Regions from separate parts of the Homo sapiens genome. Here all the other regions are linked to region 1. A link is an interaction called in ENCODE POLR2A ChIA-PET data of the cell type or tissue named here. Cell type or tissue: OCI-LY7. All regions are shown on one strand. Links, peaks and the distances in the headings refer to the core of each region. The heading gives the core; the rest is flanking DNA. Region 1 has its middle 56 kb from the start of LPP-AS2. Region 2 overlaps LPP (LIM domain containing preferred translocation partner in lipoma). Region 3 overlaps LPP (LIM domain containing preferred translocation partner in lipoma).

Region 1 (10,895 bases), core at 2,665-7,664:
CACTCAGACCTCGGCTTCTACTGTCACATCTTTGTTTCCGATGCTGACCTTCTGCCTCCCTTCCTCTTATAAGAACCGTTGTGATTACACTGGGCCCAATCAAGAAGAGTCTCCCCACCTCAAGATCCTCTACTGAGTCACATCTGCAAAGCCTCTTTGCTATTTAAGGTAATGTACCCACAAGGTGGGGGGATGAGAACATGGGACTCTATGGGCACTATTATTCTGCCTGTCACAGAAAGTGAAGCTTTGGAAACTGTAATCATAAAGGTGACCATGTATTTTCTTCCAAGCCTGTTCATCCTCAGAACACAGCTTCTGGGATGGTCACTGTATAGTCTTAGTCACTCATACCAGAGACCTTAGCGTCATCTTCAAATTCATTCCCTCAGCCTTCCCAGTCTGTATTCAATTTTCAATCAAGTTCAAAGCCCTATTAATTGAAAAATAAATAAATAAAATAACAATCGTGATTTAATATTTAAATATTTAAAAAATAGTATAAAACTGATGGAGAAAAGAGAAAAGAGTTTCTCTTTTCCCCTAGTTCTTTTTCTCAAAGGTCCATTTGTCACAGTTAGTATGAAATTGGCTACAAATCACAGAGACTGCAAATAAAAGATGCTTGAACAGGATAGAAACATTTTTCTACTTAAAAATATCCAGGGAAAAGTAATCCAAAGTTGATGTGCTGTCCTATCTTACAAATTGCTCAAGAACCAGTCTCCTGGCCGAGCGCAGTGGCTCACGCCTGTAATCCCAGCACCTTGGGAGGCTGAGGTGGGTGGATCACCTGAGATCGGGAGTTCGAGACCAGCCTGGCCAACATTTTAGTCTCTACTAAAAACACAAAATTAGTCGGGAGTGATGACGCATACCTGTAATCCCAGCTACTCAGGAGGCTGAGGCAGGAGAATCGCTTGAACCTGGAAGGCGGAGGTTGCAGTGAGCCAAGATTGCGCCATTGCACTCCAGCCTGGGCAACAAGAGCGAAACTCTGTCTCAACAAACAAACAAACAAACAAAACCAGTCTCCTGTCAGTCTTGTCTCTCTGTCTTCCCTGAAGTGTGGATCTTACACTCATTATCCAAGATGGTGACTATAGTTCCAGTGCCAATGTGTAGCATTCCAGATATCAGGATAACAAAACTGACAAAGGAGTACACACATTATCTTTTAAGCAATGTTATCAGGAGATGCTACACAACCTTTTGTTTACATTCTAGTGGTCAAATTTTATCACATGGTCACACATAGTTGGAAGAGATACATACAGGTGTGGTATTTGTTTAAAGTACATATCCTGGCTGGGTGCGGTGGCTCATGCCTGTAATCCCAGCACTTTGGGAAGGAGAGGCAGGAGGATCACCTGAGGTCAGGAGTTCAAGACCAGCCTGACCAACATAGTGAAACCCTGTCTCTACTAAAAATACAAAAATTAGCTGGCTGTCATGGTGCATGCCTGTAATCCCAGCTACTTGGGAGGCTGAGGCAGGAGAATCACTTGAACTGGGGAGGCAGAGGTTGCGGTGAGCCATGACCACGCTTTTGCACTCCAGCCTGGGCAATAAGAGTGAAACTCTGTCTCAAATAAATAAATAATACATAAATAAAGTACATATCTTTATTTTATTTAAACATGTGGGATCACCTTGCTATACTCTCTGCATTCTTGCTCAAACTACCTTGCACACACAGCCATACTTATTGTTTTTAACAGTTGAATGGTATTTCATAGTATGCATTTGCAGTCATTGAATTGTTTGATGCTTAGCCGATCTTCTCCTCTCTTTTTTTCCCCCCACACTACAGTCAATCCTGCAGTGAATATCCTTCACCATCCCTCTAGTGTACTTTGTGAATGATACCTTTTCTGTTGTCCTTTATTTAAGCCTGGGTTTCCCAGAAGTCAAAGCTAAGGTAGAGGAATTATGTCATTGTATATTATTAGGGAATCCCATCCCAGGCAACAGGAGTGAGCAAAACAGGACTGGAGGGAGAGTCAATATGAAAATGGTTATCGAGCTGATCATTGTTAAATAATACTGATAACTCAATCAATGGAACTATATCTCTAAGCAGCCTTAAAACCACATCTAATGATCACCCATTAATAGAGATAGGGGAGAGAAAAGAGAAGGAGCTTATCTCCTGACTTCTGTCTCCCAATCATTAGAGGTCTACTCCACAGGGTGTTAAATCCCTTCTAGTTTGTGCATTCGTGTTCAGGAATGCTGACCCAGCCTTGCATCAATGTTAATAAGGAAGGCCTGTGGTCGGAGGTGAGTGGTGTGCAGTATGAACAAGAGACTCCCAGTTTGTACCTATAAAGCTCATCAGAATCCACAGAGTTGCATGACGTCAAGGGGAACTGCTCTGGTACAAGGGGTGGACTGTATCAAACATCTGTCATTCATCCCTGCAGATCAGTTCATTCTTCTTATTATAACTGGTTCTATTACTACAACAGGGAATCATCTCTGTGAGAACAAGATGGCCTCGCTTCCTTTTTATGAGGGGAAATAAAAGTTCAGTTAGAGTCTGCTTCAAGATGATCTTGAGGCCACGATTGAGATTAATTACGCTCTTAACCACTTTTTCTAGACGTTCCTCCCTAGGCCAGCACTTCAGCTGTTCTGGGTTGCTTACTTGGTGGAGTGACCATCTGTGTATCTGATTTTAACATCACAGTGTGCCCTTCATTAGACTCCCTAGCCACATTCATGCTACCGCGACCTTAGTTCATTAGTTCAGGTCTGCTTCATTTCTTGACTGGCTTTTTTGTTTGTTTGTTTGTTTTTGACTGAGTCTAGCTTTGTTGTCCATGTTGGAGTGCAGTGGTGTGATCTCGGCTCACTGCAACCTCTGCCTCCTGGCTTCAAGAGATTCTCTTGCCTCAGCCTCCAGAGTAGCTGGGATTGCAGGCACATGCCACCATGCCTAGCTAGTTTTTGTATTTTTAATAGAGACGGGGTTTCATCATATTTCCCAGGCTGGTCTCCGACTCCTGGTGGCATGTGATCCACTTGCCTCTTCCTCCCAGAGTGCTGAGACTGTAGGCGTGAGCCCAGTCAATTGCAATAGCCTTTTAAAAGATCCTCATCTTTCGTTATTTTCATCTCTCTATTCCATACTTATGAGTTTCACCAGATGGAAATTTATAAAATGACAGCTTGGTTCGTGTGATACTCCACAAAAAAATGGCCTCCTATTGCTCATGCTATGAGCAATAGCCCCAAGTTTAAGGCCCTTGTTCATTATTTAACCGATTTCCCAGCACTAGCTCATCTTTCACACTCCCTCTAATCTCATGTACTCTAATGCCAGATAACCACTCTGGTTCTAGGCCTTCCTGTTGTCATGACTTTTCCGACACCCTTTCTATCATATGCATGCATATCCAAACCCTACTTATCTTCCAAAGCCGACATAAAGAAGGCACTAACCTGGGGCTTAGGGATGGAGTCGGTAGGAAATTGCAGACAGGCAATGAGAACCATGGCAAGGTAAACAGGGAGGTGAGTCAATAGCCAGTTTAAAGACCCCTGCTTATCCTATCTCTGAGTACCCCGTTTTCTCCAATACCCAACCCATAATGTTCTTCCTATGATTGTTTTATTTAACAACAATCCTTGTTTTACTATTATTGTTTTAGGTCAAAGACTTCAGAATCAGTAACAGATTTAACTTATTGAAAATTAATCTGTAATGTGTTAGACTGAACAAAATAAGAATGATTTTTGTGAATTCTTTTGGTTACATTAGGGAAATCACAATAACATGCTTTCATAGTTAATTGGGTATGTCACCGAGACAACTTTAGCTCTAGTCTTTTAGATGGACCAACTCAAAAGAGGGACTTGAAAAGCTTTACATATGTGTGCTGGGCAATAAGTCACATTTTTTAGAATTTTTCATGAGAGCTTATTAAACAAATATAGCAACAGTTATTTCTAGGTTAACAGGCACTGTGTTATAATAAGTATATTGTAGGCACTGTGCTAGGTGCAGAGAATGCAGTTATGAATGAGACACGTGCTTTGCCACCAAGGGACTTAAACACGAATCAAGAAGATAGACAAGTGAGTAGGAAGTCAATTATAGGAGGATTAATGGCACTATGGGACTGTATTAGTGGGCTAGCAAGGGGATAGGGAGGTATGATGGATAGGGGATTAGAAAAAAATGGCATGTGAGCTGAGTCAAAGAGTAGATCTCTGTGTCAAGCATTCATTCATCTGTTTCTTTTTTTTTTTTTGGAGACCGAGTCTCGCTCTGTCACCCAGGCTGGAGTGCAGTGGAATGATCTCGGCTCACTGCAAGCTCCGCCTTCCGGGTTCACGCAATTCTCCTGCCTCAGCCTCCCCAGTAGCTGGGACTACAGGCGCCCGCCACTACGCCCAGCTAATTTTTTGTATTTTTAGTAGAGACGGGGTTTCACCGTGGTCTCGATCTCCTGACCTCAGGATCCGCCCGCCTCGGCCTCCCAAAGTGCTGGGATTACAGGCGTGAGCCACCGCGCCCGGCCTCATCTGTTTCTTTAGTCATTACATAATCATTCACTTTTGTTCCTTCCTTCAGCTGGCCTTTATTGGAAGCTGTAGCAGACACTCTTGGTTGATCTCATGCTCATTTCCAACCTTCTTATTCCTAATCACCTTCAAAACAAGGGTGACCATTTGACCCAATTCTAGCCAATAAGGTAAAAACCGCTGCAAGGATGAATCCTGAGTAACATTTTAATTCCCTGACATGGATACCACCGTTTTTCTTTCTTTTTTTCTGTTCACTGGATTGTATGTATGATGACTGGAGCTTCTGCAGCCAGAATACAATCATGAGGAAAAAGTGCAGAGGGTTTCCACTGAATAGAGTTGGAGCAAGTGTATTGTGCCTCTGAACTAGCACCAGCAATCATCTGTCTCTGAATATCTTATGTGAAAAAAATAAACTTCCGTTTGTTCAAGATGCTGTGGTTCACTTTTTCTGTTACCTGCAACTGAAAATATTCCTAACAAATTTGGGAGTCTGCTTTTGGCCAGGACTTTTGTTTGGTGGTCTCTTAATAAAGTTGTCTGTTGCAAACAACTTAAAAAGGACAGCCCATGACAAAGGAGCAGGTGATAATATCTCTTCAGTTACTCCTCTTCCCTTAGTGAGTGAGGCACTAAGATTTATAACTGGGAGATTGGGATGGGAGTTATTGGTGTCTGGCCCCCTGTCTCAGCACCATCGTATATTTCCTTAATGAAGTGCGAGACCAGGACTCCATAAATTCACATAGTAGCAGAAGCGGGCAGCAGCTCGTCAGCAGAGCTATTCAGAGAGCCCAGCATCACTCTTTGCGTATTAGAGAAGTTCACAGCCAGTTAAAAATAGGCTTGGAGAGAAGTCGCTTTTAGACCACAGCTCATTTTGGATTTCTCTGGAGCCCCATTCTGGGCCACAGTGTATTTCCTTTTTTCTTTCGTTCTAGTAAGAGTACTCAGGCAGTTCAGAGACAATAGATACATGGTTATCTTTAGTTCTGTTGTGCACAGAAAGCAGAACTATGAAAAAACAACAGTAACTTATTGGGCACATGGACTGTTACAGCTTTTTAATAAATGGCAACACCCACTCAGCCTTTACGAGGGGCCAGTGCTTTAAATCCTCAAAACAACCAGGTGAGAAAAATGCTATTAATAACCTCATATCCCTGATGAGGAACCTATGATTCAGAGCAAATAAGCAATGTACACTGCTATTAAGTAGCAGTATCAAAATTTGAACCCAGGTCTGTCTGATTCCATTCAGAGCCTGTAGTCTTAGCCTCCATTCATTCAAAGTCACACATGGCTTTCTGTGTCACTCAATTTTCATCCTTAGAGGAGACCTGTGAAATAGGCAGGGCAAGGAAATGATCCCAATTTACTAGGAGAAAACCTAGGACCAGAGAAGTGAAAGAATTCTTTAAGGTTGACCAGTCCATGTGCAATAGAACTGGGACTTGAATCCCATCTTCTAACTCTGAGTCCTGACTTTGCTCTGCCATGGCAGGCTGAGTGCTGGAGCAGTTCAGTTTTGAAAAAACACCCTGAAATTGTTTGAAACTGTTTTTGGTTGACTTCTGAGTTTCAACACCCAACCCTGTATCAAGAAACCAACTAACCCAGGGCTGCCCTGATTTATTTAGGGTCTTTTAGAGATCAGTTCCTGCCTAGCACCTCTGTCGAATGATATTTGGTACTTTCATTTAAAATTTCAAATATAATATTTCAAATTTAACCATCCTTCAAATTATGGCAAGAGAGTGTGAGCTGGAGGGATCAATGTCTTTATCAGGGGCACGGCCAATTTAGCTGATAAAGTGAGTATAATATCTCTTTGAACATTACAATTATCCAGTGACAAGGAAGCTGACAATTAGCTTATAAGAGTTGAGTATAGGGATTGTACGTGTGAATATTTTTTTAAACACCTGAGTTTTGGAAAATAAAAGTGGCCTGCCCACATTTTCAAGCACAGTGGTAATCAAAAGAGAGCTCTGTGGAGGTAATAATACCTTGTATTTTAAATACTGCTTGTCTTTGAAGAGCTCAAATCACTCTATAATCATTTCCTTATTATGATTCTCAAAACTTCCTGGGTCAAAAAGTTACAAAGTTTATATCTTAACAGTCTGGCCTCAGTTTCTTCTTTGGGAATTTGAGGTGGAAGACCAGGTTGCTAAGAGCTCTGTCAGTACAAACACCTTTTCCACCTTCTCCCCACCTAGCCCTCTCCCATCTCCAAGGCCCCTGCCCTGCAATCCAGCTACCCTACTTAGCCTCTTATTTTTTTCTAGATCTAACAAGTTAATCTCATTATATAGAACCATAGATTATTTTAATTCGGAGAGTTTCACACCAGTGAGCTGGAGGCTGAACAACTGGCTCGAGGTGGGAAGGGGGAGCGGCCCTTCAGTTAGAGCAGTTTCATTTTTATCTGCTTTTATACATTGGGGATCAGCATAAGATTTTATTTTTAAGAAGGATTTTGATGTTTAAAAAATTGCAATCTGGTCATTCAGTCCAGCTCCCTCATTTTACTGATAGGAAAACTGAGGCCCAGAACAAGGGAGTCACCTGTTCAAGGTCTCATCCCAGCTCCTGAGAGAACTGCCTGTCCTTGAACACTGATCCCTGGGTGCCAGTCCCGGGGGGTCTTGGCAGGCCTCTAGGTTGCTTGTCCCCAGAAGTCACTTTCACAACAAAAGTCCGAAATGTAGACTAGTAACCATGGACTCATGCCTTGGGGGCTTTAAATGCACCTGCCCACAGACTTTTCCTCCCTTTTTAGAGTTAAAGGCACTCATTTTACCTGGGAACATTTGACTAGACCATGCAGAAAGAAACGAGTAGAATTAGTATGTGCCATTTTCACCTAGTCCCAAAATGGTTCTCCACCTCAACTAGGTCATGAAGAAAAAAAGTGTAAGTACAAACATACACATATATTTATATAGCTATTGCCTTCCAGTGAGCTCAAAGCATACACACACACACACACACACACACACACACACACACACATATATGTCATTAGTTCTTCTGGGGGAAAGGAAGAGCAGTTATTGTCTGCCTCATTTTGTATGAGACTATCAAGGCAGAGAATAAATTGATCTTGACTCAAATCATGGGCTGAATTGGTGGTGTTGGTGTAGGGGTGTCTAAGCTAAGCACTTGTTGTATCATGTTCTGCTCTGCTCCAGGAGCAAAGTCTGGGAAGTTGAGGACCTGAGCTCTAGCCCTGTGTCAGGCTGCACCCGTGAGCAGGTGTTTCATTCCCTGAGTTTCAGTTTCCCCATATGGTAAATGAATAGAGGAGTGGCATTGATCATTTTTTCTCTATGGCTCCTTTCTCTGTCCTGGAAGTGACGTTTGGAGGATTGAAAGGAACAGAGCTGAGCCTGGAGCAGCCCACCTGAATGAGGTGTGTCTGCCCCTCACTTCCTTAACCCAGAATATTCCAAACTCTGGGGAGTGTGCAATGTATACCCCCATGTAATAGTTTTGTTGGGGTCCTGGGCCATACTGCAGGCCAAGAGTTGGGACAGCTCCATAAAGGGAATCCAAGTCCCAGCTGCTATGTAATCCTGGGACTGAAAATGTGGATGGGGTGTGTTTATGTCGGTGTGGGTGCATGGGGAGGGAGGAGTGTGCAGGAGCTTGTGGGTAGCGAATGGTATATTGTGGGTCCAAGCTGTAAGTCGTGGAGATGCCAGGAGTGATTCTCCCGGTGTGGAGCTTGCCTCCTGGGTCTCAAGAAGACAGGCTAGAAGCAAGATGGGTGGTCCGTTAGGGACACACGTAGCACTCTGGGAACCAGCAGTGGCTTTAAGCTATTAGTGGCCTTACTTCTTTCTCATTTTCACTAGAATGTCCGTTACCTCATTAAAAGTTATCCCTGAAATTACTCCATGGACAATACACAAATGGGCAACACACACATGAAAAGATGCTCAACTTCACTAGTCACTAGAGAAATGCAAATCAAAACCGTAATGTGGTACCACTTCCCACTCACTAGAATGACTGTAATAAAAAACAAAATAAAACAAACAACCCAGAAAATAGCAAGTGTTGGCAAGGATATGGAGAAAATAAAACCTCATATATTTCTGGTGGAGGCCAGGCACCTTGGCTCATGCCTGTAATCCCAGCACTTTGGGAGGCTGAGGCTGGTGGATCACCTGAGGTCAAGAGTTCGAGACCAGCCAGGCCAACATGGTGAAACCCCATCTCTACTAAAAAATACAAAAATTAGCTGGGCATGGTGGTGCATGCCTATAATCCCAGCTACTTGGGAGGCTGAGGCATGATAATCACTTGAACCCAGGAAACACAGGTTTCAGTGAGCTGAGATTGCACCATTGCACTCCAACCTGAGTGACAGACAGAGACTCCGTCTCAAAAAAAAAAAAAAATATATATATATATATATTGCTGGTGGGAATGTAAAATTTTTCAGCCACGCAGAAAACAGTTAGGTGGCTCCTTAAAAACAGTTAAACAGGATAACCATATGACCCAGCAATTCCACTCCTAGGTGTATATCCCAAAAAGCTGAAAATAGGGACTCCGACAGTTAATTCGTCATCAATGTTAATGATGGCAGGATTATTCACAATAGTCAAAAGATGGAGAAAACCAAAAGTCCATCAACAAATGAATAAATAAATTCTGATATACATCTACAATGGAATACTATTTAGTTAAAAGAGGGAAAGGAGTACTGTATCTTCAGAATCATGTATTAGATTAGACTAAGATTACAAATACGAGAGAGGGAGTAAGTTCTTCCCCTAATGATTGTGAAGCCCAAGGCAAGTATATAAAATGAGACCCTGGCCTATAGCTTGCCCCTTTCTTTCCCCACTCCTAATTGCTTCTGCTTTGTAATGACCTCACAGACATGCATGTGAGCTCCAGCCTCACTCCCAAGATCCATACACAACCCAGTCCCCACCCTTGCCCATCCCTACACCCTGCACACAGCTGCCCCTTGACCTAAGTGTGCACACACTAAAATCATGTTTTGCCCTCTGCAAGACAGACTGGAGAAGCAAGGCCCTAAGAGTGGATTCGGGGTAATGTGGTCAGGGAATTCTGGAATCCTGGGTTTGTAAAGGATGGTCTAGAAGCTGAACATGACTTTGGGTGAATATGTTCCCTGGGGCCTGTGGACTCCTCACCCAGTAGAGAAGAGGACACCTCGGGGAGAGATGGTCTGGGACTTTTAATGTGCAAGTTCCAGGTCAAGGGTTGCTCTAGGCTAAAAGAAAGACTAGAAGGAACTATGATTTATTGAGCCAGGCCATGGCAGGACACTTTTTGTCTACTACTTGATTCTTATTCCATCTGAGAAAGTGTCATTTGCTCCATTTTACACTTGTCATGACATTGAGGTGAATTCTCCAGGGTCACATAGTGAGTGAGTGTCAATAATTCTAAAGTCTGTGTTCTGGCCGGGTGTGGTGGCTCATGCCTGTAATCCCAGAACTTTGAGAGGCGGAGGTAGGAGGATCACTTGAACTTAGGAAGTTCAAGACCAGCCTGGGCAAACATGGAGAAACCTCGTCTCTACCAAAAATACAAAAACTTAGCTGGGTGTGGTGGCGCACACCTATAGTCCCAGCTACTTGGGAAGCTGAGGTGGGAGAATCTCTTGAACCCAGGAGGTAGAGGTTGCAGTGAGTCCAGATGGCACCACTGCACTCCAGCCTGGGCAACAGAGCAAGACTCTGCCTCAAAAAAAACAAAACAAAACAAAACAAATTCTGTGTTCCTTTTAAGAGCAGTTCACAGGATGACTAAAGAAGGCATCAGAAAATGCTAAGGACACTTCTGGACAGAGGTGGTGTTATTTGCCGTCAGAAGTCAGTAATGCCACATAGCATGCTTGGTAGGCTTTTGTTCTTGGGTTTGGTTGATAATGAGGAAGAGTCCTTTGCAGGTTGCCTCTACTGCTCTGCTCAGGGGCCACCCAGATCATGACGTATGGTGTTCCCAGCAGTTCGGGTTGACAGTCCAACCGTGAGTCACGGCACCATCACATCTGTTCAGGACCACACAGCCTTCTGTCTAAACATTTCCACTCAGCACAGCTGTGCAAAAGGTGCCCTTGCATTTTTTGGTAAACAAGGCAGGGTGGTTGCCTTGGTGTCTTTCCATCCCTCGCAGTCTCTTTGGTGATTATCTACATCACAGTCCAGAAGCAGAGAAGCTTCTGAGCAACACAGTGAGATAAACTAAAATGGAACTTTTCTTTGCTAATTTATTTGCTACTTAAGATAAAATTTCTTATTCTGCTGATAGTGTCTCAGTTTCCTTGTTTGGAAATGGGGCATGTAGGTGCTAGCTTCATATGATGA
Region 2 (10,895 bases), core at 2,992-7,991, 72 kb before region 1:
TACATATCAAAACAAACAAACAAATCCAGATCGACCTTACAAGTATAAAAACACATCCCAATGAGTACTATTTTCTCTGTGTTAACTATCAACAAATGGACTGTTTACTGCTGAAATAGTGCCTGAAACTTTATTGTGAAATGAATGAATGTGCACCTTCTCAGTGCCAGCATGGGAGATGTAAAGATAAGCAAGTTAAAATTCTACTCTAGGTGGGGCGTGGTGGCTCACGCCTGTAATCCCAGCACTTTGGGAGGCCAAGCAGGCGGCTCACTTGAGGTCAGGGGTTTCACACCAGCCTGGGCAACATGGCAAAATGTCATCTCTACTAAAAATACAAAGAAAACTAGCCAGGCATGGTGGGAGGCACCTGTAATCCCAGCTACTTGGGAGGCTGAGGTAGGAGAATCGCCTGAACCCAGGAGGTGGAGTTGCAGTGAGCCAAGAACCCACGACTGCACTCCAGGCTGAGCGACAGAGCGAGACTCTGACTCAAAAAATATAAAATAAAATAAAATTCTACTCTAAAGAAACTAAATTTGAGTCTAGTGTCAGCAGTGTCAAACCTGTCCATCCATCCAACAAATGTTCACTGTTTGCCAAGTTCCAGGCAGACGAGAAGGTCCTAAAGAAGTAAAAGCCCAAAATAAGACGAGCATATTGATAACTACAAGAGAAGGTAAGAAGTGATCAGTGCCATGCAAGCAGTACAGACAAAGGGCCATGGAACCATAAGAGGAAGTGATGATTTCCTGCTTAGGGGGGATGGGCAGAAATCAAGGCATGCTTCATGGAAGAGGTGGTATTAATATGCTGGACCTTGAAGATCAATTGGATTCAAACAGGTAATGATGGCAGGGCAGGGTAATCCAAATGCAGAAAGTGCTGCAACAAAGACAAGAGTGAGGGAAAGCAATGGAGATGAGGTTTCAGAAGTCAGCTGGCCCCCTTCAATAAGACCATAAATGGCAGGATAAGGAAGATATACAGGGTATTTATGTCTCCAGGGTTCAGCTCCTTCACCCAGCCTCCCAGCTAGAGATGTCCCTCCTCCCCCATCTCTCCAGGCTCCAGGGACAGAACTGTGCACCTGCTGCCTCACCCAGCATGCTGTGCCTTCCCTGCTGCCTCATGCGTGCGTTCCTCGGGTATCAATGCCTGCGCACGCTTCGCTGCACTTGCTATGCCATGTCTTTACACTACTGTTTTCTGTAATTTATAAAACACATACTGCCCACGAGTTTGTATTTTTAATTCCTGTAAGAAGTTTTGGGATCCAATTTGTGTGAAAGTCAGACTGTAACATAATGTAGTATTGTATGATAAAAGCCTCCAAGAATAAAAACAGACAGTATATCCTGCTTATCAGATACTCAAACACTGGTTCCATTCCTGAGTGTCACAGATTTCCTCATGAATAACTCTTCTTTGTTTTGCACCAGCTTGTCCCAATCTTCTTGAAATAAGTTCTAAGGGGAGAATTTCCTGATTTTCAAGGCTTCTTTTTCAAACATTGATTGAGAACCTACTACGTTCCAGGCTGTGCTAAAAGTGGGCACAACGGTTTGCTTAACTTTCACAGGGTAAAACTGTGGCATTTTGTGAGGGTTAAGTCCTATGAGACATTACTGATCAGTGAACCCACTTTACAGATAAGGAAAAATGAGGGGAAAGGTGGAGGAGCCTGGATCCAAACCCTAATTTTTGGGAGTCCCCGATAGTTGCTCACTCATTTATTCAACAAGGACAGGATCAAGGTATCTTGAAGATCCTTTTCTGATCTTCTCTGGGCTTCCAGCTTCTCCCAGCATTGTCACTTCACTTTTGGGGGCCTCAGTCTCTTCCCCTAAGAACAAGGAGACTCAATGCAGTGACTTTTAAGCCCTGCTTTGCTGGAGCCCTTCAGGGAGATAAATCAGGGGAAGAAAAAAAGGTGGGTCCCATCCTGCTCGACTTCATCCGCAGCTGCTCCAGATTACATGATTACAACATTATACGTCATAGTAGGCTTTTCTTTCTTACTTTTTTTTTGAGATGGAGTCACTCTGCTGCCCAGGTTGGTTTTTTTTGTTTGTTTTTTTTGTTTTTGTTTTTTTTGAGACGGAGTCACTCTGTTGCCCAGGCTGGAGTACAATGGCACAATCTCAGCTCACTGCAACCTCTGCCTCTCAGGTTCAAGTGATTTTCCTTCCTCAGCCTCCTGAGTAGCTGGTACTACAGGCGTGAGCCACCACACCCGGCTAATTTTTGTATTTTTTTAAATAGAGATGGGCTTTCTCCATGTTAGCCACGCTGGCCTCGAACTCCTGACCTCAGGTGATCTGCCTGCCTCAGCCTCCCAAAGTGCTGGGATTACAGGCATGAGCCACCGCGCCTGACCTGTAATAGGCTTTTCTATAAGGAATCCTTCTCTAAATATTAAGGAATATGGGCCAGGCGTGGTGGCTTACACCTGTAATCCCAGCAGTTTAAAAGGCTGAGGCAGGAGGATGGCTAGAGCCCAAGGGTTTGAAACCAGCCTGGGCAACACAGTGAGACCCTGTCGCTACAAAAAATACAAAAATTTATCTGGGTGTGGTGGCATGCACCTGTTGTCCCAGCTACCCCAGAGGCTGAGGTGGGAGGATTGCTTGAACCCAGAAGGTCAAAGCTGCAGTGAGCTATGATCACACAAGTGGGGGACCCCAGCCTAGGGGACAGAGCAAGACCTTGTCTCAAAAAAATAAGTAAATAAATATTAAAGAAGATGAAAGTTTTAAAATGATCCTAAACTGGGTATCCTGGACTAGATCTTGGAACAGAAAGAGGAACTTAGTGGAAAAGCTGGTGAAATCTAAATAGTTTGGAGTTTAGTTCACAGTAATGTACCAACATCAGTTTCTTAGTTTTGACAAACGTTCCATAGTAATGTAAGACATCAAAAATGAGGACAAGTGGGTGAGTAGTATATGAAAATTCCCTGTACAATTTTTACTTTTCTATCAACCTAAAATTACTCCAAAATTAAAAGTTTATTTAAAAAGACAACAATAACAAAAAAAACACAATCATTTAGATAATCTCTATTATCTTTTCCAAATCGCCATTTTGTGACTTAATAAGGGTAACACATAATAACAGTGGCTAATATTTAATGGGCACTTATCACATGTCAGGCTCTGTTCTAAGGGCTTTATATGTATTAACTCATTTAATCCTCACAACAAGATAAGTAATTTTCTTATTATTATTTTATGGATGAGGCAACAGAGGCCTAAAAATACTGAGCAACAAGTTGAGGTATTTTTGGCAGGCCAGAATGCAAATCCAGGCAGTGTAGCTCCAGAGCTCTGGCCCTTAAGCACTACATACTTAGAGCAGAGTTTTCCAGATGCTTCTGGAATTGGGCCTATCTAACCAGGAATAGCCAAAGGACTAAAGGCAAAGACTGAGAGGTGAGTAGTTTGTTTAATACAAAAGAAGAGGAAGCAAAAAGGACTCTCAAGGTGAATTCTTAGCTTCTGAAAATCTCTACTGGAGAAGAACCAAACCTCGCCGAGGTTACCAATGGCCTCTCCACATGGGAATGACATCCTTGGCCTTGTCCTAACTGTGTTCTGCCCTCTCTGGCATATCATCCTTGAAGAGTTGCACCACCAGCCCACATCATGCCCTCTAGTCGGCTACTTGCTGGCTGTCTGCTGACATTTTCATCCCTGAAGTGTCAGTTCGGGTAGAGAGTGAAATGAAACATGCAGGCTGTCTTTTCAAGGCCTGCAAAATAAGCTTAAGCTTTCCACATGACCAGTTTTCCTAGATACTCAAGAATCCACGCTGAGAACCTAGTAGTGCATTGCCCAATCCTAGAAAGCAAAAACCCCACCTTTCCAATTGATAATATACCTCATGGACTGTTGTTTCCACTAAGTGTCAAAAAGAAAGCATCTCACCTCCATTATGGGATCCTTGAGGATAAGACTTGGTCTCACTCATGGAACAACAATATGATTCCATAAAGAAATGGTGCTAATCTCTTGGAAAGATTTGTAGCTGGCCAGGACCACCACCCGGCAATCTGTGCCTCCATTGCAATCATTTGTCTTTGGGAGGTTTCAGAGTGGACAGCATCCATAGGCATAGCCTGAAGGGAAAAAGGTGAGGAGAGAGGAAGCTATCCAGATGGAGAATGAGAAAGGAAGATTTACAGCATTGAGGGTGTAGACAAGAAAGAGATAAGCTTGGGTGACTAAAAAGCAATGGCAATAAAAAGAAAATGAATCCAGAAGCAGTCAGGATGGAAGAGAACCAATATTCATGGAATGCCTACTTTGTGTAGGCATGAACTATGCTCACTGCAGGAGTTTCCTCATACTGCCAGGCTCAAAAGTACATGGAGGATCAAGCAATCCAGGGTGACTGCAGCTTGTGTTGACTTAGTAAACATTCAAATTCAACATTTTCTAGTTAAAAGGCCCTGAGAGTACACATAGCGTAACCCTAACGTTTCATACACAGATAAACTGAGACTCAGACTCAGAAAAATTCAAGCCCAAAATGGAATGAGAAATACAACCCAGGTTTGCCAGTGTTCCTTTTGATACAGATATGAAAAACAAGGAAGGTATTGCTGAGAGGCTCTGAAAGAATTCACTGTTACGTGAAATCTCCCATGATATGGCAGACCAGATTTGTAGATTATCCTCTACCTCATCTAGCATGTTCCATCTGCTGGTTGCTACCAGAGGGGAGGAAATTGGTAGCATTATTTTAAATGAAGTAGATGTCTTTCCAGGAAGATATAAAAGGGTACCTTGCCTTAGATGAAGAAGATGATTCAGATGAATAAGAATGAAAAATGAAGACACAGGTGATTCACCAGAATAAGAGAAGCTGGGGGGAAGGTAAGTTGGAGGAAGTGGTAGATGACAAGGTAAACGGAAACTAGACTGACTAGAATGATGCTGTTGATGAAGAAGCTGAGACTCCCTCGGCTGGGCATGGTGGCTCACACCTGTAATCTCAGCACTTTGTGAGATCGAGGCGGGCAGATCACAAGGTTGGAAGTTTGAGACCAGCCTGGCCAACGTGGTGAAACCCCATCTCTACTAAAAATACAAAAAAATTAGCTGGGCATGGTGGGACACACCTGTAATCCCAGCTACTCAGGAGGCTGAGGCAGTGGAATTGCTTGAGCCTGGGAGGCGGAGGTTGCAGTCAGCCGAAATCATACCACTGCACTCCAGCCTGGGCAATAGAGCGAGACTCCCTCTCAAAAAAAAAAAAAAAAAAAGAAAAGAAAAGAAAAGAAACTGAGACTCCCTCTCATAAGAGTGATTCACAAGGCAGAGGCTCTGCCCCAAACAAAGCATGAGAATGAAAATGTCTTACAGACGTGAATCAACAATCACTTCTGCAGATGGGCAGTCACGCAGTTGGAACAAAGCCGAAGGCAGAAAGTTCTGCGCCAAAAAATTCATTGCCTCTTACCTCTCCATATTCAGGCTATAATAAAAATTGGTCTACATTATATCAATGTGTTAGGGAGTCTCCACCAAATCAGCCATGTCAGAATTTCACTGTTATTCTGTTCCCGATGATGCTCTGGCAACCCTCCAGGCCTCTCTGCCTACACAGTCTATCTCCCGCTAGACCCAGCGCTCCTCCATGAGGAAAGGCTGTCCTGGTTACATACCCTCCACTCCAGTTAAAAGACTCTATGTCTAAAATCACCCACTCTATGTGCACAACTTTCAGACAAAGTAGAATTCTGACCCTGTATCATAGTTACTAGGGTGAATGTCTGAGTACCCCTTCTGGGCTGTGGGAGGTTCGTGGCCAGGGTCCACGGCCCACAGCAGCTTTCCCCAAAGCATATTACATCACTGAACCCAGGAAATGCTCTGGTACAAAGGGTAGTAGTGGGGTGCAGGGGTTCTATGATCAAATAACTTTGGGAAACAAACCTTCCGGGAGGTCAGAATGCGCATTCGTTTATTAAAGTCTCAAAATCCCATGGTAAAGATACACAATACTGAAATTTCCTTAATTTTGTTTAACTTGGACTTTTCCAAACTTACTTGGCTACAGGACCCTTTTCTTAATAAAACAGCCTTAACACTTTGGGAAATACTGTCTTACAGAATCACAGCATTCTAAAGGACCTTCATGTTCCTACAGCTGAACTTTGCAGCTTTCACACTGGTCTGTGTCCTCTTTAAGAGCAGGGGCCTTGTCTGAATCAAGGTGTATCCAAACACTCAGCTAAGTGCCTTACACACTGCAAGCCAATAATACGTGTTACACGGATAAACTAAACCCAATCCTCTCATTTCTAGGATGAGAAAATAAAACCAAATATGTCAGAATGACCTCTTTTATAGCTTCCTTAGGGTTTAAAAGAAGCCTCTCACAGAGAATGTGCTCAATACCTTTTGAAAAACGAAATGTTAATAGAATAGGATTGAAGAAAAAAGAAAAGATTGAAAAAGTTTCTCAGTTATACTACGAGCCCAAAGTTTCTATAACATGATGGACTGCTGCCTCTTCTCCTCTTTCACCCAAGTGAAGTCTTAAGTAGAAGAAAATAAAAATGATGAATCAAAAAAGGAAAACTGTAGGAAAACCAAAGGCCCCTTGGGATGGGAGGTGGGGGAGGTGGTGTTTGCAAACTGATGGGGATAAACAAGACTTGTCTGTATCTAATTTAGACTTAATAAGATAGTTTGCTGAATGTTAATTAAATACTCAGTGGTTGTTACCAACTGTGGTGATTAACTTAATTTTGAATTAAATAAGCAATAAATGCTTAACTGAAGTTCTATTAAATTTTACCCAGCAAGTGAGAAATATGAGGCTCTTAATTGACTTTAAACAAGATAGTTATGGCAAGTTAGTTGAATTTTTATTACCTGAAGATAACTGCCTTATTAAATCTAAATTGTCTATTTTATTTGATAGGGAAATATGTCATCAGTTCTTCTCATTTACCAAAAACATGTCAAAAGAGGTTCACAACTGGTCTGAAATGCTTGGCTTGGGATTTACTTCCTGATCTTATTTTAATATTAAGTTTATTCATTTAAGAATGAATTTAGACTTAAGCATTAGAGAGGTCTAGGAAGGAATTATATTTACAACTGAAGAACCAGGTGACCATGTTTTCTAAACCAAAAATCAGGACTCTGATTTTTCAACGTAGACACAGTTTAGAGATGTTCTTTAACATCACAATACTGAAATTTCCAGGATGTCGCCATGGTTTAAAAGGCTATGGACACAAAACATTTAAAATCATTACTGTTCAAATAAATGGTTGGCTCTGCTACTGAACAAGCTGTACGGCCCTGGGTAATTAACCTCACTTTTCTAGACTTCAACTATCACACATGTTAAATGAAGAGGTTGGAAGTCACTGTTTTCATTCATTTATTTTTTTCTTCATAGTATGTGCAGCACGTGCCTGGCACGGAGTAGGTAGCTCAATAAAGACTGAGAGAATGAATGAATGCACAAATAAATAAATTTAAGCAGCTCAAAACATTAAACATTTTTAGCCCTTTTATATCAAGCGTCTTCAGCCCAGACTATTTCTAAATATTGTCATATGACAATCCATATAAAGAGAAACACAAACAATAAACCACTACTTGGGAAATTTTTTTAGTAATCAAAGAAATTCAAATTAAAACAATAATAAGATATTTCTTACATATTAATTTAGCAAAGACAAATGCAAGTTATAAAATTAAATCCTGGTAAGTGCACAGAGAAACAAGTAGATTCACATACTGCTAATGACTGTGCAAGTCAATAGTCTTTCTGGAGGCTGACTGGCAACTGATCTGAAAAGTCATAGAAATAGTTGGGACTTTTGTGCTATAATTCTTCTCTGAAAGAACTTAAAACATATTTAGCCAGTCAGCAAACACTGGGTCTACCATAGGTCATAATTTGGAGAAATAAAAGGAAAAATACAGTGAGTGCATTATTAGCTAATGGGTTGACAGAGAATCCTAAAAAAAAAAAAAAACAACACACACACAAAGATAACATTTTTCAGTGGCACTGCATGGCAGGCCTTTGTTTTGTTTTGTTTTGTTTTGTTTTGTTTTGTTTTGTGGTGGTGGAGTCTTGCTCCGTTGCCCAGGCTAGAGTACAGTGGTGGCACAATCTCAGCTCACTGCAACCTCTGCCTCCTGGGTTCAAGCAATTCTACTGCCTCAGCTTCCCAAGTAGCTGGGACTAAAGGCACATGCCACCATGCCCAGCTAATTTTTGTATTTTTAGTAGAGACAGCATTTTGCTTTGTTGGCTAGGTTGGTCTCGAGCTCCTGACCTCAGGTGACCTGCCCGCCTCGGCCTCCCAAAGTGCTAGGATTACAGGCCTGAGCCACCGTGCCCGGCCAACATGGCAGGCTTTGAGGCTTTACTACACTGACCATAGAATACCTTCCACAATCATGTTATGTGAAAGATACTATTACACTCTTTTAGAGATGAGGAATTGGAAGTTCAGAGAGGCTAAGTAACCAGTACACGATTATATGGCTAACAATTAGCAGAGCTATAATTTAAATCCAAACCTTCTAACTCTCCAAACCATCCATGTAGTTTCTACTACATCCCTCAGCGATAACCACGTAATGCAAGACACAAAAACTGTAACCTCTATAAGGAAAAGTCAAAGTGCCAAGAAGGTACTCAATTAGGTGGTGGTGGTTTTTTTAATTTCTTAAGCTATTCTTAAAACTCAAGTCATCATTTATTACTTCATATATATTATTCATTCATTCATTCATTCATATGTTCATTCAATAAACATTTATTAAATTATTTATAACATCCCAGGATTTGCAGCAGATGCTGTGGATATGAATATGAACAAAAGCTAGAGCCGGACTCAGAGATCTGCACAGGCAGGGAACAGGAAGAATCTGGCATTGCGATAATAGAAAACTTAAGTCCTGGTTCAATGTTTAACTTGCTTGGGTTCTGGGCAAATCATTTAACCTTTCCCAGGTTCAAGCTTCTGATTAAACTTGGACAATAATAATAACCATCCGCAGGACTACTGGTATGATTTACCTGTAATTTGTAGGAAAACACATGTTTCCATAAAGCCCTATAAGAAATGGCAACAGCAAGATAAGTATTATGCTATGTGGATGGTCCATTTTGACCAGGATCCTGCAAGCTGAGCCAGCTACCAATATCTCCCACATGAGTGAGCATTAATTTATTGGCAACGAAATGGTTGTTCCATCACTACTCTGAATGAACTACAGGCCACCATTCTTAGAGCTCAATCATCCATTTTTAACTCTCTCTGCCTTTTGTCTAAAATAATCCTGAGGAGCCAAATGGATAAAGCATTCCCAGATAAGACTGTTATAAGTCTCTTTTCCCAGGAATTAAATTTAAAAAACAAAAAGAAAGAAGAAGAAGAAAGAAGAAAAAAAAAAATCAGGGTTGATAGGTCTTAAAGACCTCGCAGAGGAGTTTTCAACCAATGCCTGAACTTTCACGGTAACAGTTCAGTCAGTCACTGCTTGAATATCTCCAGCAATTAGAGATTCAGTAACTCCAGAAAGAGCCATCTCATCTCATTCAGAATTAAGAGATGTCACAGAATCCTTACAAGATAAAAAAGGGTGGAGATCTTCCTTGACAAGCAGTTCTCTCAAAAGCCGTATGTTCCGTCACCCGTCTAAGACACTGGGCAGACGAGATCACCTCAGTGTTACGCTGGGACCAGGGCTGTGAACTTTGCACGTGTAATTTTCTTAGGTGCTGAGTCTCCCCTTATGCAAAATGAGAAGACTCTGTGACTTCTATTCTATCTGTGAGTCATCTCTCATATCGACTGCCTCAACCCTAATTCGGTTTTGCTTTATCATTTGCCTGGGCTATTGTAGCAGCTCAGACAGCTCCTGCTGTCTCTAGCACCCTTGCCTTCAATCCGTCTAGCACACTATAGCTGATTATTTTCTTAAGGCACAGATCCAGTCATCTCATTGATCTACTCAATGCTCCTTTCAGAATGCAGTCTCAACTTCTCAGTACAGCAATAAAGGTTTCTCTCAATGTAGACCCTAACCCATCTCCACAGCCTCTCTACTATGCAGTCCACCTTCATGACTCTAATTTTTCAAGGCACCATGCACTTTCTCACCTCCATGTCTCTATCCATGTTATGTCTCCCACTTAAATATCCTCTATCCCACCAAACAAATTCCCACTTACCCTTCAATGCCCAATCAAATGACAATCTCTTTATCTGAGTTTCCCCAGGTCCCTAGGGAGTTACCATCCAATTAGAGCCATCAGACTTTTTTTTTTTTCCTGACAGACAGAGTCTATTCTGTAACCCCAGCTGGAGTGCAGTGGTATGATCATAGCTCACTGCAGCCTCAAATTCTGGAGCTCAAGGGATCCTCCCGCCTCAGCCTCTTGAGCAGCTAGGACTATAGGCATGCACTACCACACTGGCTAATTTTTTTATTTTTATTTTTTTAGAGATGGGATCTTGCTATATTACCCAGGATGGTCTTGAACTCCGGGCCTCAAGTGATCCTCCTGCCTCGGCCTCCCAAAGTACCGGGATTACAATGTGAGCTACTGCACCTAGCCCCTTCAGGTATTTTTTGCATATACTTCTACATACTGTCTTGATGATTTATGTGACCTCTTGCAAGCAGAGACCACACTGCATTCACGTTTCCATCGTCGAAACCCAGAGTAACATATCACTAATTCTTTCACAGATGCACCTGATACACGATGTCAAATGAATACACAAATGTATCAAATTTATGGAAAGAATGTTATCTTTAGGGTCCTGTCCAGCTGTCACTACTGGAACCCTAGATATTCTCCAGGTAAAGCTATTAAACTATGACCAAGAAGAGAGACTTCCA
Region 3 (10,895 bases), core at 3,848-8,847, 600 kb before region 1:
ACCTCCTAAGAAAAATGAACAACTGTGTCCAACTTATTTGTTAATAAGCAACTTCTAGCATATTGTATGGGTAATAAAACACGATTGAATATTTGTGGTGGGAGGTGCTGAAAGGGAATAGTTTGTGTTATTTTTGTTTCTCGTTTCTTCAGAAGTAGAAGTGTGAGTTGTATCAGCAACATATTCACTGTAGCATATTAATTCCTCATGTTTGCAAGACCCTTTTCAAGATGCCTACTTTCACAGATGTGAAATCTCAAATGCCTACACAACAGCCCTGTATGACATGTAATCCTATTTCTGGATGAGAAAATAGAGACTTAAGAAGATAAGTGAGCAACCTTGTAGAGGTACCGCTGCTTAAAAACAGCAGAACGTTGAAACTGGGGTGTGCTGAGTTGGGCATACTTCTTCACTGCAATGCCTCTCGGGGTTTTGATATCATTGTCTCCAAGACTTTCTAGTTCTCTTACTGTGCGGCTGTTTGGATTTTAGTCTGAGTCTATTATCTAAGCAAAGATTTCTTTTATCAGAGTGGAGGTTTGCTGCCAAATAGCAAAACAAAGACATTGTGAAGCAAACCTTTCTCTTAAAAAAAGACATTCTTGTAAGTATCAATCTTAATCACTAATATGTTTGTTTCTGAAATACCCGAATCTCTTACTAAAGGCAAGTTAACGTTATATGATCCACAGGTGAGTTACTGAGCGACAGATTTTAGAGGACTCCGTCAAAATTGTCTTAACATAAATCTCCTACGGGATTACCAAGTGCCAAGAACTTTAAGTATAAAGACAAATTATTCAGAGATCCTGTCTCTAACAACTCACAGTTTGGGAAGAAAGAGACATGAAAATAGGCAATTACAATAAAGTCTAAGCTCTAAAACACAGGTATGAATTCAGTGTTCTGAGACGGAAGAAGGCTGCCAAAAAAAGATGACCTGTAGTTTGATCTTGAAGAATAAATTGCGTACAACAGCCGGAAAAAAAAAAAAAAGAAGAAGAAGAAGAAAAGAAAGAAGGAAGAAAGTTAAAGGCATTTCAGGAGGAACATGTATATCTAAAAAACTGTTAAGAGGAAAGGCTGGGCGTGGTGGCTTACGCCTATAATCCCAGCACTTTGGGAGGCTGAGGGAGGCGGATCACGAGGTCAGGAAATCGAGACCATCCTAGCTAACATGGTGAAATCCCACCTCTACTAAAAATACAAAAAATTAGCCGGGCATGGTGGCGGGTGCCTGGTGTCTGTAGTCCCAGCTACTCTGGAGGCTGAGGCAGAAGAATTGCTTGAACCCAGGAGGCAGAGGTTGCAGTGAGCCCAGATCACATCATTGCATTCCAGCCTGGGCGACAGAGCGAGACTCTGTCTCAAAAAAAAAAAAAAAAAAAAAAAGGGAAAAAAACAGAACTAGGATGAGAAAAGAGAAGTAAGATATGGTCAATGCCAAGCCTGTTTTAAGTAATGGGAAGTCATTATGAGATTTAAAAATGGGAGCTGAGTTTTTATGAAAGTCATGCTTCTGAAGTAAGTGTATTGGCAAACATCTTCTAACACCAAGACCACTGACACTTTCAAAAAAAAAAAACGCAGCCAGATATCGTGGCATTCTGAGCAATTTAGTGGCTAATATGCTTTAAAAAGGACTGATGTTTACTAAGCATGGCAGAGCCTGCTAACTGCTCACCAAAATCCATTTCCTCCTCTTGCTGGGCACACTGCTAGACTACATTTCCCATGCTCCTTGCAGTTAGATGTGGCCTTGTGAGGCACAGGAAGGATGGAGACTGGGCCCTGAACTACCACATGGAGATAAGTCACTCGCTGGCCAGGCTGACCTGCCTTACGGCAATACAATATGCTCAAAGGTTAATCGTTGAAAGTCATGGGAAATTGAATGCTTTATATTCTTTCTATGTTTCTGTATTTTCCCTTCTTAAAATAAAGATTTTTTTTTTTTCAGCTGAAAATTATCTAAAACTGGTTCTTCTTTGCCATTCCTCTTTTCTTGCTAGGGGCCCAGGTGATTGTCATTCAAGAAAATACTTAATATGAAGCCAAATTTACAGCCAAATCTGGGTCTAAATCCCTGGTAAACATTATGGGTGGGACTATGCAGTAATGAAGACTTGCTTCTGAAACAAAATGTACACATGAATAGGACCCTTGATGAAGAAGGAAACTCCACTAGATTAAGAATAACATACATAACAGTATCTGTCATATTCATATAACACTTCATGGTATTTGATTATACATTTACATAGAAACCCATAAATACAGAAGACCTGACTATTCAGAATATCTTTAATCTTAGTTCTGCCTTTAAGTTGTCCAGTGATTTTGCTCAAATCATTTCCATTTTCTGAGCCTCAGTTTCTTTATGTGTAACATGTTATTTTCAAAGCTTCCTTTGGTTCTACTCTATCATTTTTTTGTGCCCATTTGTGCCCATAGTATGCAAGACACATATCATTACCAATCTTTAGAGTGAAATCACAGATATTCATATTTACAGATCCTTTGTAGTCTATAAAAATAGACACACTGAGTAAGTGGAAACCTCATTATGACAGAGATTTCCATTTATGAGAGGACTTAAGCCAGTTGTCAGCATCCCCTGAAACATCCAGAACTTCATTCAGCATTCTGAATCTGAGTAAGCAATGGGCAGGTCACAGGGTTTCTGCAGCCTACTGAACTTTCACTACACTTGGGGCATGAAATCAAGAACACACAAAGGTTAATCACCTTATCATCCCACTGCCCCTTTTCTGAGTGGAGAAGAAAAATATCCATCATCCTTTCTAAAGGAAAAAGGAAGCATGGGAAACAGCCCGCACTAAGGTGCAAATGGCTCCCAGGAAAACACCACACCATCTTGCATCTTTGTTACTACAATTTACCTACTTTAACCTGTGTGCTAAGGATCCAATTTACAAAATGGATACCCACTATCTGTCGCAATGTCAGCCCCCTGAGTTCCTCTGGGGCTGACCTTGGCGTGATCATTTTTCTTTCTTGAGTGCTTACCTGCTGTTGATTTCTTTGTTACATGGTGTTAGATAACTCAAATTTACTGCAAATCTGAACCTTACCAGAAAAGCACCGCTCAGGCGGATAAAACACCGGGAAAAGGCAGCCAAGATATTCAAAAAGATTACATGATAATGAATACTCTATCACTCTGGGTACCAGAGCTGCTCATTTTTCTTGTCCATTTGTAGTGATGTACAAGAGGTTCCTTCCCTCAGAGGGAAAATAACTTCAATTATGTGTTCTTGAAAAAAAAGAAACATTGAAATTATCTTCTTTTCAAAAGGTAGAATTAGCCCCGTTTTAGAGCTGAAAGCCTGCCAGAAAAAATATATTTCTGATATTTTCGTTCTTTTCCCCCCTTCTATTTAGCTGTGTCAAGTCTGCAGTTTGCAATTTCCTGTGGCTGCTTCTACTTTTTGACTCTCACTGAATTATACTCTACTCTCAACATCTCACTGCTTAAATGGAAGGAGAACCCCTTCTGGCCAGGGGCAGATGATTTGCTGGATACCTCTTCTGTTTCAGGTTAAAAGCGATGGCCACAGAGAAGGAAAGAAGTGGAAGGTGGATACCTGACTATCTGAATTGAAATCTTCTAAATGAACACTCCTCACAGCTCCTTGGGATTAGAAAAGCATGCTCTTGGTTCTTCTATTCTTATGTTCCATTTTATTGAAGAATGAATTTTAAGGACACAAAGAGGAAGACCCAGAAATTTTGACTTTAAAAGTTTGATTCTTGCTTTGAAACTCATCCCAGTTGATCTTCAACTTTCGAAATCTTGATTTTCTTAAAATCTCTACTTCCTCATATTCCCTTTCTCATGCCATGCATCGATGCCCATAAAATGCCTTTTCTTAAACCAAATTTGGAGTCATAGCCAAGGATGGATGATTCTGAATTACAGACAGGAGGAGTTGTTGGAAGAGTTACTGCAGCTGGGAAAAGGCCTGGGCATCCAGTCAGGGGGCCCTGGTCTCTGCACACAAGGGTTTTATCTAGGCTGAGCTGGGGGAAAGTGAGGTCTCTCCACACCCACCTCTCTCCGTCTCCACGTGTCAAGGCAGCTATAATAGTGCCTGGGCTTGGAGCATCTGGCTCTTAGGCCTGATGTCTAAGATACTACTTAAGTTCTCCAGTGATTTCTTTTTCTATTGTTGATTTTCTCATATATAAACTGGAGAATAATAATATCTGATTCATATGAAGAAGCTTTGTAACATATTAAATATCAAATAGATGTCAGTTATAATTATCAAGAGGGACAACTTAGAAACCACTAACAAAGATGATTTTCTTCTTGGAAGCAGAATGTTTGCAGAATGAGATCTCTCCAGTAACTCTCCACTTTTCCATCTGCTGATAAAGGACTTCAGTGTAGTGTACCCGAATTTCACATTAATTGTTGCTTTAGCAAGGGATGTAATTACTCTGAGTACTTTTTAGCTACAAATCTTGAAATTCATGCCATTTGGTGAACGTATGCCTTGCTGCCTCTCCAACTATTAATTCTTGTACAGTCTCGCCTTTAGGACCAAAAGACAAATAGTAAAGTAAAGCTCATGCTTGGCTATTTAGAGCAGAGCAGCCTCCCTTAGGCTTCGGCAGACAAGGTACAACCACTGATGTTATCCTGCCGGGTAGGCAAGAAGTAAGAAAAGCGAGTCGCAGAGCAGAAGCGCCAAATCCTCAGAGTCGAGGAGAATCTAGGTCAAAGATCTCCTGCCAACCTTATTCACAGTTCTCATTTCAGGGTTCCTTCCCTCTAAACCTCCATGCGGGCCCTCCGTAAAGGAGAAAGCGAGTTTTCTCGGTGGGGTGAGAAGATCTCTATTTGTGTGAAACTAAAAGAACCTATTTCCACAATGTTATGGCTAAAACATACACTCAGTTTTTCCCATTAATTAGGCTTTATGGATGTTATATATTAGAGATTTGACATAATAAAGGCAAGAGAATTCCAAGACATTATTTCCATTGGATGGCTTCACCTAGGCAAGACCCATGACCTAAAAGTTTGATGAATAGAATGAACCATTATTCAAGGTTGGGTTTTCAAACTAAAACCATATTTTGGCCTTTGCTGTGCCCCACATGCCTGGCAGTGACTCCAGGCACACGTTTCATCTTCATTTGGTTGCCTGGAAGAATGCAATGGGCTAGTTGCTCTAATGTCGGGAAAAAAAGGTTTTATCACCATGCACAGCTTTCTATGCATTGTCCCATAGAAAAACTATCCTCAATTACAAGCTACAGTTTTAATAAAGCACTATCAAAAAGACGGCACAGAGTTTCGGTTGCCACGGCTCCAGCCCTGACTGGTTCTAATTTCCTGTCTGCTCAAAATAAGATTTTATTAATCTGTTATTTTAGATACTTGGATTGTCATAATTCTTGCCATTATAGTGCCAAAAAATAAGAAGATATGAAAATAGTACATCTGATAATTACAAATGTATAAAAATATATATGCAAAAGGGCCAGTATATGTTAGCCTATGTAAGTATTATCAAACAGCTACTAGAAGTGAATATATCCAAATGTTAACAAGACTTATGTCAGGATTGTGATATTATGATTAATTTGAGTTTTTCTCTTTATAATTTTAAAATTATCTAAACAGAATATTATAAAAATGGATAGCTCTTAGAAAATAACAGGAAACATACTTTATAAAACATGGGGTTCCAGACTTTTCTTTAGTATTTTCAGGTATGAACCTAGGAGAGATTGGAGAGCCCAAAGTGTGGACAAGTTGCTGATAAAAATAAGGCACCTAGATTTTCAGTCTGATATGCATAAAAACACTTTCCTACTGTACAAGCTGTTTCTGTCTAGTGGGCTTGACAGATGCCTGAACGTGACACAAGACACTGAAATAACATGCAAATCAGTTTTCGGTTTTAATATGCAAATATGACGCTTGGCACATCACTTTCCATGGCGAGGTAAATTTCTGTTTTTGAGTTTTTCGTGGGAAATGCAAACCAGCAAACAAATGGTTAACTCCCCATCTTTCACCTAACACAAGGTGGTTTTCATTTGAGTCAGAGCGGTTCTGGCTCAGCAATCCAAGACACTTAGGATGCAAAGAAAGGGCATGTGTTTTGTTCAATAACAATGCCACCCTAGGCAAGCAATCCTACCTTCTGACAGACACACCGATCACACTGAATTTTTGGGCCTCAGCAGGGAGGCAGACAAAGTGCCTAAGTGAAAATAACAAGAACATGTTTTTTTGCTTGACCAGTGAAAATCAAATCAAAGTATCTCAACATGGTAAGAAGATAAGCTTATAGCCAAAGAAGAGAAAAAAGTCAAGGGTCCTTGTTTCTAGAGTACACGAGCAGTGTAGCAAACTATAGCCTCCTATGAAATCTATATTAAATTATCCACAAATAATAGTAATTAATTAGGCATTAAAGCAGTCATCAAAATGAGTGAGATGCAACCAGTTCATAGAATTTATAATCCAGTCAGGAAATCAAGGTATATGAAGGAGAAATAAAAGAACAAAGCAAAAAATTGAACGTTGATAGTAATCAGTATGCCTTAGATATATAGGTTCTAGGGTCTGCTTACTTGGGTTCAAATCCCACATCCACAGCTTACCAATTGTATGATCCAGTGCAGGATGCTGAATTTTACTACCTATTAGTTATTTCAAAAATAAAATGGGGTAAATAGAATTTACTTTGTGAGTTGTTGTTGTTGTTTTAGACGGATTCTCTCTCTGTTGCCCAGGCTGGAGAGCAGTGGCATAATCTCAGCTCATTGCATCCTATGCCTCCCAGGTTCAAGCAATTTCTCTGTCTAATTTTTGTATTTTGAGTAGAGACAGGGTTTCACCGTGTTGCCCAGGCTGGTCTCTAACTCCTGACCTCAAGTGATCTGCCCGCCTCGGCATCCCAAAGTGCTGGGATTACAGGCATGAGCCATAAGTTAAATGAGATGGTCCAGCCTACACCAATTAAGAAACTAATATCATCCTTAAAGATATACTATGATGTATAAATATTATTCAAGTGTATCAATGGATGATACAGATTAAGAGAGACAGAGAGAGAGAGAGAGAGAGTACTGTGTGCTTAAAGAGCTTGAATTAGGACTTGAATGAGGGACAGAATTCAGAGGAACTGAGGTGGCATTCTACTCTATCAACCATGGGATTAAAATTCCTTCACCTTTCTATGTGCTTTTACAGTCAAAAGATACTTGGGTGCAACACACACACACTAGATTATTTAATATTGTCCAATGCATGAAATCATTTCTTCTTTCTGTAGAAACCAAGTTAGTGGTTTGTTAAGTGATTAGCCAAAATCATACCCATATTAAGTGGCAGAACCAAGAGTTAGGCAGGAGTCTTTTGATTCCAGCTTAGTGTTTTTCCACTAATTTACAGCCATCTCTATATATTCATTTAGAAATATGAAACTTACATGGTCTATCGTAAAGGTTAATCAAGACAGTCAAACTCACTGATTAAAGTATGGTGCTAATTAGACCAGAAGCTGGAGACCAATGTGGCCTTTTTTACTTTCAGAAATATTGATTGTGGTATAATGGAGAAAGCGTGGGCTTCAGAGGCAGAACAAGCTGGTTCAAATGCCAAATTATACCTCCAGTTTTGTATAACATTTCACAAGTTTTTTGTTCCCCCCTTTAGCGTCTTCACCTGTAAATGGAGTTGGGAAAGTAGGCAGAGGAGCTGGGTAGATGCCTTCATCTGAGAGCCACTGTGAGTAATACATAAGAAGACACATGGCATGTGCTAATATTTGACAGTGGCGCACGATTATTTGTATTAAATGCTCACACACAGTCTGTCAAATATGAGCTATGGATGTCTTTCAAATGTGGCAGGAAGGTGGATGAGAGAATATGAATGACTCAGTGTTATTCGTCAGCACTGCAGCCGAGGGGAAGAAAGATCATGCTCTGACAGTGAATCTAAAGACCAGCAACATTTAATATTTCTAATCAATCACTGACCATGATTAAAATAATAGTAGTCATATTGAAGGAATCTTTTATCCATTCCCACAAACTCTGAAAGGTAGAAATACATTAGTATTTAATTTATGTATTAATTTATGTATAATTTACAAGAGTATAAATAAGGTATTCTGAGTGCTTAGTAGGTGTTCAAAATGTTTTATATTGAGTAACTTATTTCATCACCAGTGCAACCATATTAGGTGGCTTCTATTCTGAATTTACAAATGAGAAAGCTGGAGTACAAAGATTACCGTGATAATAAGTGGAGAACCTGGGATTTGAATCCAGTCATCAATTCCAGAAAGGGATGCTTAACCGCAACAAAAGTGCCTCAGTCTCTCAACTCATCTGCCTTTTGCCAGTGAGATTTAACAACCCATCCACTTATTTGTAGTGGAATTTCACATACATTACAAAGTCTTGAACTATCAAAAGAACCTTTCTTAAGGACAAACATTTTTTAATGATATAGTCTCTCTGCGCACAAAGATGGAAACCAAAAATATTACAAGTACCCCCAACTAATTCTGATGCAGGTGGTCTGAGTACAAGGCTTTGAGAGACATGGTTGTTTTTTAGTTTTTATTTATTTTTTTTTTTTTGAGATGGAGTTTCACTCTTGTTGCTCAGTGTGCAATGGCAACATCTCGGCTCACCGCAACCTCTGACTCCCGGGTTCAAGTGATTCTCCTGCCTCAGCCTCCTGAGTAGCTGGGATTACAGGCATGTGCCACCATGCCCGGATAATTTTGTATTTTTAGTAGAGATGGGGTTTCTCCATGTTGGTCAGGATGGTCTCCAACTCCCAACCTCAGGTGATCCACCTGCCTCTGCCTCCCAAAGTGCTGGGATTACAGGCATGAGCCACCATGCCCGGCCGACATGGTCATTTTTAATGTCTTCATTCATTCACTTGACTCATCAAAAGAAGTAGAACTGCTCTTATCAATCTGAGATATAAGCTAGAGAATTAATGTTAAATCTTAAAATAGTAAAATAAAATAATAAATAGTACTGTACCTAAAGGTGGGCAAAGGGAAAAACAGGTAAATAATACTATATTCTTTCACATTAGAAGCTAAAGGACAGTGTCATTTTCCAGTGACCAAACTGAAAAATTTTCTGCCGGGTTCTTACCATATCATGAATAAAATGCTAAGAAAATATTCAATTCTACAACAACTTAGGCCTTTCTAAAATGTGGGAGGCAACTTTAGATTCCCTGCCTTCTGTGAATTTCAGAAACAGAAAAGACACTGGAGACCATTTAGTAGTACATGAATCCCTTCATTTATAAGAAGAAAACTGAGTGTCAAGGAGGGAAACTGAGTTATTCAAGGTCATCTAGAAAATAAGGAGTAAAATCAAGAAGAAAGCTCACATCAGGAAGGAAGGTCTAATTCAATATTCGTTTAATTCTCTTTGCACCAATAAAGATTCACTCAGAAGAGTGACGCATTCTTGATGCTCTGTAAAGTATGCTCATTCTTGGCAAAAATTTTGGGAGCCCTAATCTACATTTATGCAGCATTCTGAGATCCCAAGATGGAAGTTGCTATAAAGTGAAAATCATTGCTGTTATTCTCGGCGAGGCGACACACACTGACAACAGCTGGCATGAACAGATGTGGCCCACAGAGAATTCTGTCGGGCTGCGCTGGTGCCATCCCTTTGCAAGTTTCCTTTTCCTCGACAAACAAAGAGTGTTTCTCCTCAGTCTATGCAGCCCTATGGTCTTCTTGTTGATAGGGCTGAGTTCAAAGCCCTCATCAAGCTGGCCTCTATCTTGCCTCCCCCCTTTCATCTCAACAACTATTTCTCAAATAACATGCCTTTCAGAGAGAAACATCTCTGTTAAACGGTGAAAGTTTTCTTGACTTAGGGCCTTATGCAAAGCCTGGTGGTTGCAATAGTAATATTTATAGAATCACTATGCACTATGTCCTCCCACTTCTCAAATAATACAATGAAATAAGTACTCTGGCTGCCCCACTGTACAGATTAGGAAATTGAGACATCATGAAGTTAAATTACCTGCCCAAGTTCTCAGAGCTGATATGAGAAGGAGCTAGGATTTGTACCCGACCATTCTGGTTCTAGAAATTGCTTCCCAAGTTCTAATCACTAAACATTAAGACCAAAAAGAACAGGATTCAAGGTGACACTCTAATGAGAATAAAATGAGTTTCATGTAATTATGTGCCATAAACACACAAGGTGTTATTTTCATGATACCACCATGAGTATCATCAAAAACTCTAAATGCTTCTGCATCTCCATCATTCTAAATATCCTGGGTAATAGGCAGAAAACAAGTTATAACTGGCTTTATTCTTTTTTCTAATCAAATCATCTAATGTAGTGACTGACCCAGGTCATTCAGGACTCAATTCTGCTGACAATGCTGAACGTATGAACTCAGCCTCCAGTGCTTCTTGCATAGAAAGTCATTCGGAGAAGAACAAGTACATGTGAAGGATCACATTGTTTCTCTTGCAAGATGCAACCTAGCAAGCTTCTAACACAAAAACTACATATACCTGAAGAGATGATTGCAAATAATACATTTATTCAAAGGGCACTTGCTGAGTGCCTAGTAAGTGCCATGCTAAAGATATTGAGAAGTAGGTCTTGCCCTCTAGAAGATATAGTAGAAAATATTAGACACACAAAAATGTCCATCAATCCGAAGTAAAATGTTTTAATGATGTGCTATCAGAGCACAGAGAAAGGGGAGATGGTTGTAGCTCAGGAGATGAAGGGACATTCTCAAGAAAAGGTGGCATTTGAATTAGGTCTTGGACAAAGATGGGATTTGCATATCCAGAGATCTAGCAAGAACAAGATTCCAGGTG

What was found. Peaks named below come from ENCODE experiments on the same cell type or tissue, not always from the same donor. Only the 100,000 strongest peaks of a DNase experiment are listed, where the experiment ranks them.
Region 2: POLR2A ChIA-PET joins it to region 1 with 6 read pairs; 1 of 35 experiments calls an interaction of 5 or more read pairs at or near these places.
Region 3: POLR2A ChIA-PET joins it to region 1 with 5 read pairs; 2 of 35 experiments call an interaction of 5 or more read pairs at or near these places.

The regions. Positions count from the first base shown.
Region 1 is chr3:188,092,514-188,103,408 of GRCh38, reverse strand. No RefSeq gene overlaps it. Among named protein-coding and RNA genes, the nearest start is that of LPP-AS2, 56 kb to the left of the region's middle. In OCI-LY7, for the core only: no CTCF peak of the experiment used is centred there; a DNase peak (open chromatin) is centred at 5,428; H3K4me3 peaks cover 1,435 bases; H3K27ac peaks cover 2,286 bases.
Region 2 is chr3:188,164,704-188,175,598 of GRCh38, reverse strand. All of the region lies in intron 1 of LPP (LIM domain containing preferred translocation partner in lipoma), which reads right to left. Among named protein-coding and RNA genes, the nearest start is that of FLJ42393, 8.4 kb to the left of the region's middle. RefSeq lists an enhancer at 10,158-10,895. In OCI-LY7, for the core only: no CTCF peak of the experiment used is centred there; a DNase peak (open chromatin) is centred at 4,908.
Region 3 is chr3:188,692,445-188,703,339 of GRCh38, reverse strand. The region is part of intron 7 of LPP (LIM domain containing preferred translocation partner in lipoma); the gene reads right to left. Among named protein-coding and RNA genes, the nearest start is that of MIR28, 9.1 kb to the right of the region's middle. In OCI-LY7, for the core only: no CTCF peak of the experiment used is centred there; a DNase peak (open chromatin) is centred at 5,999; H3K4me3 peaks cover 650 bases; H3K27ac peaks cover 446 bases.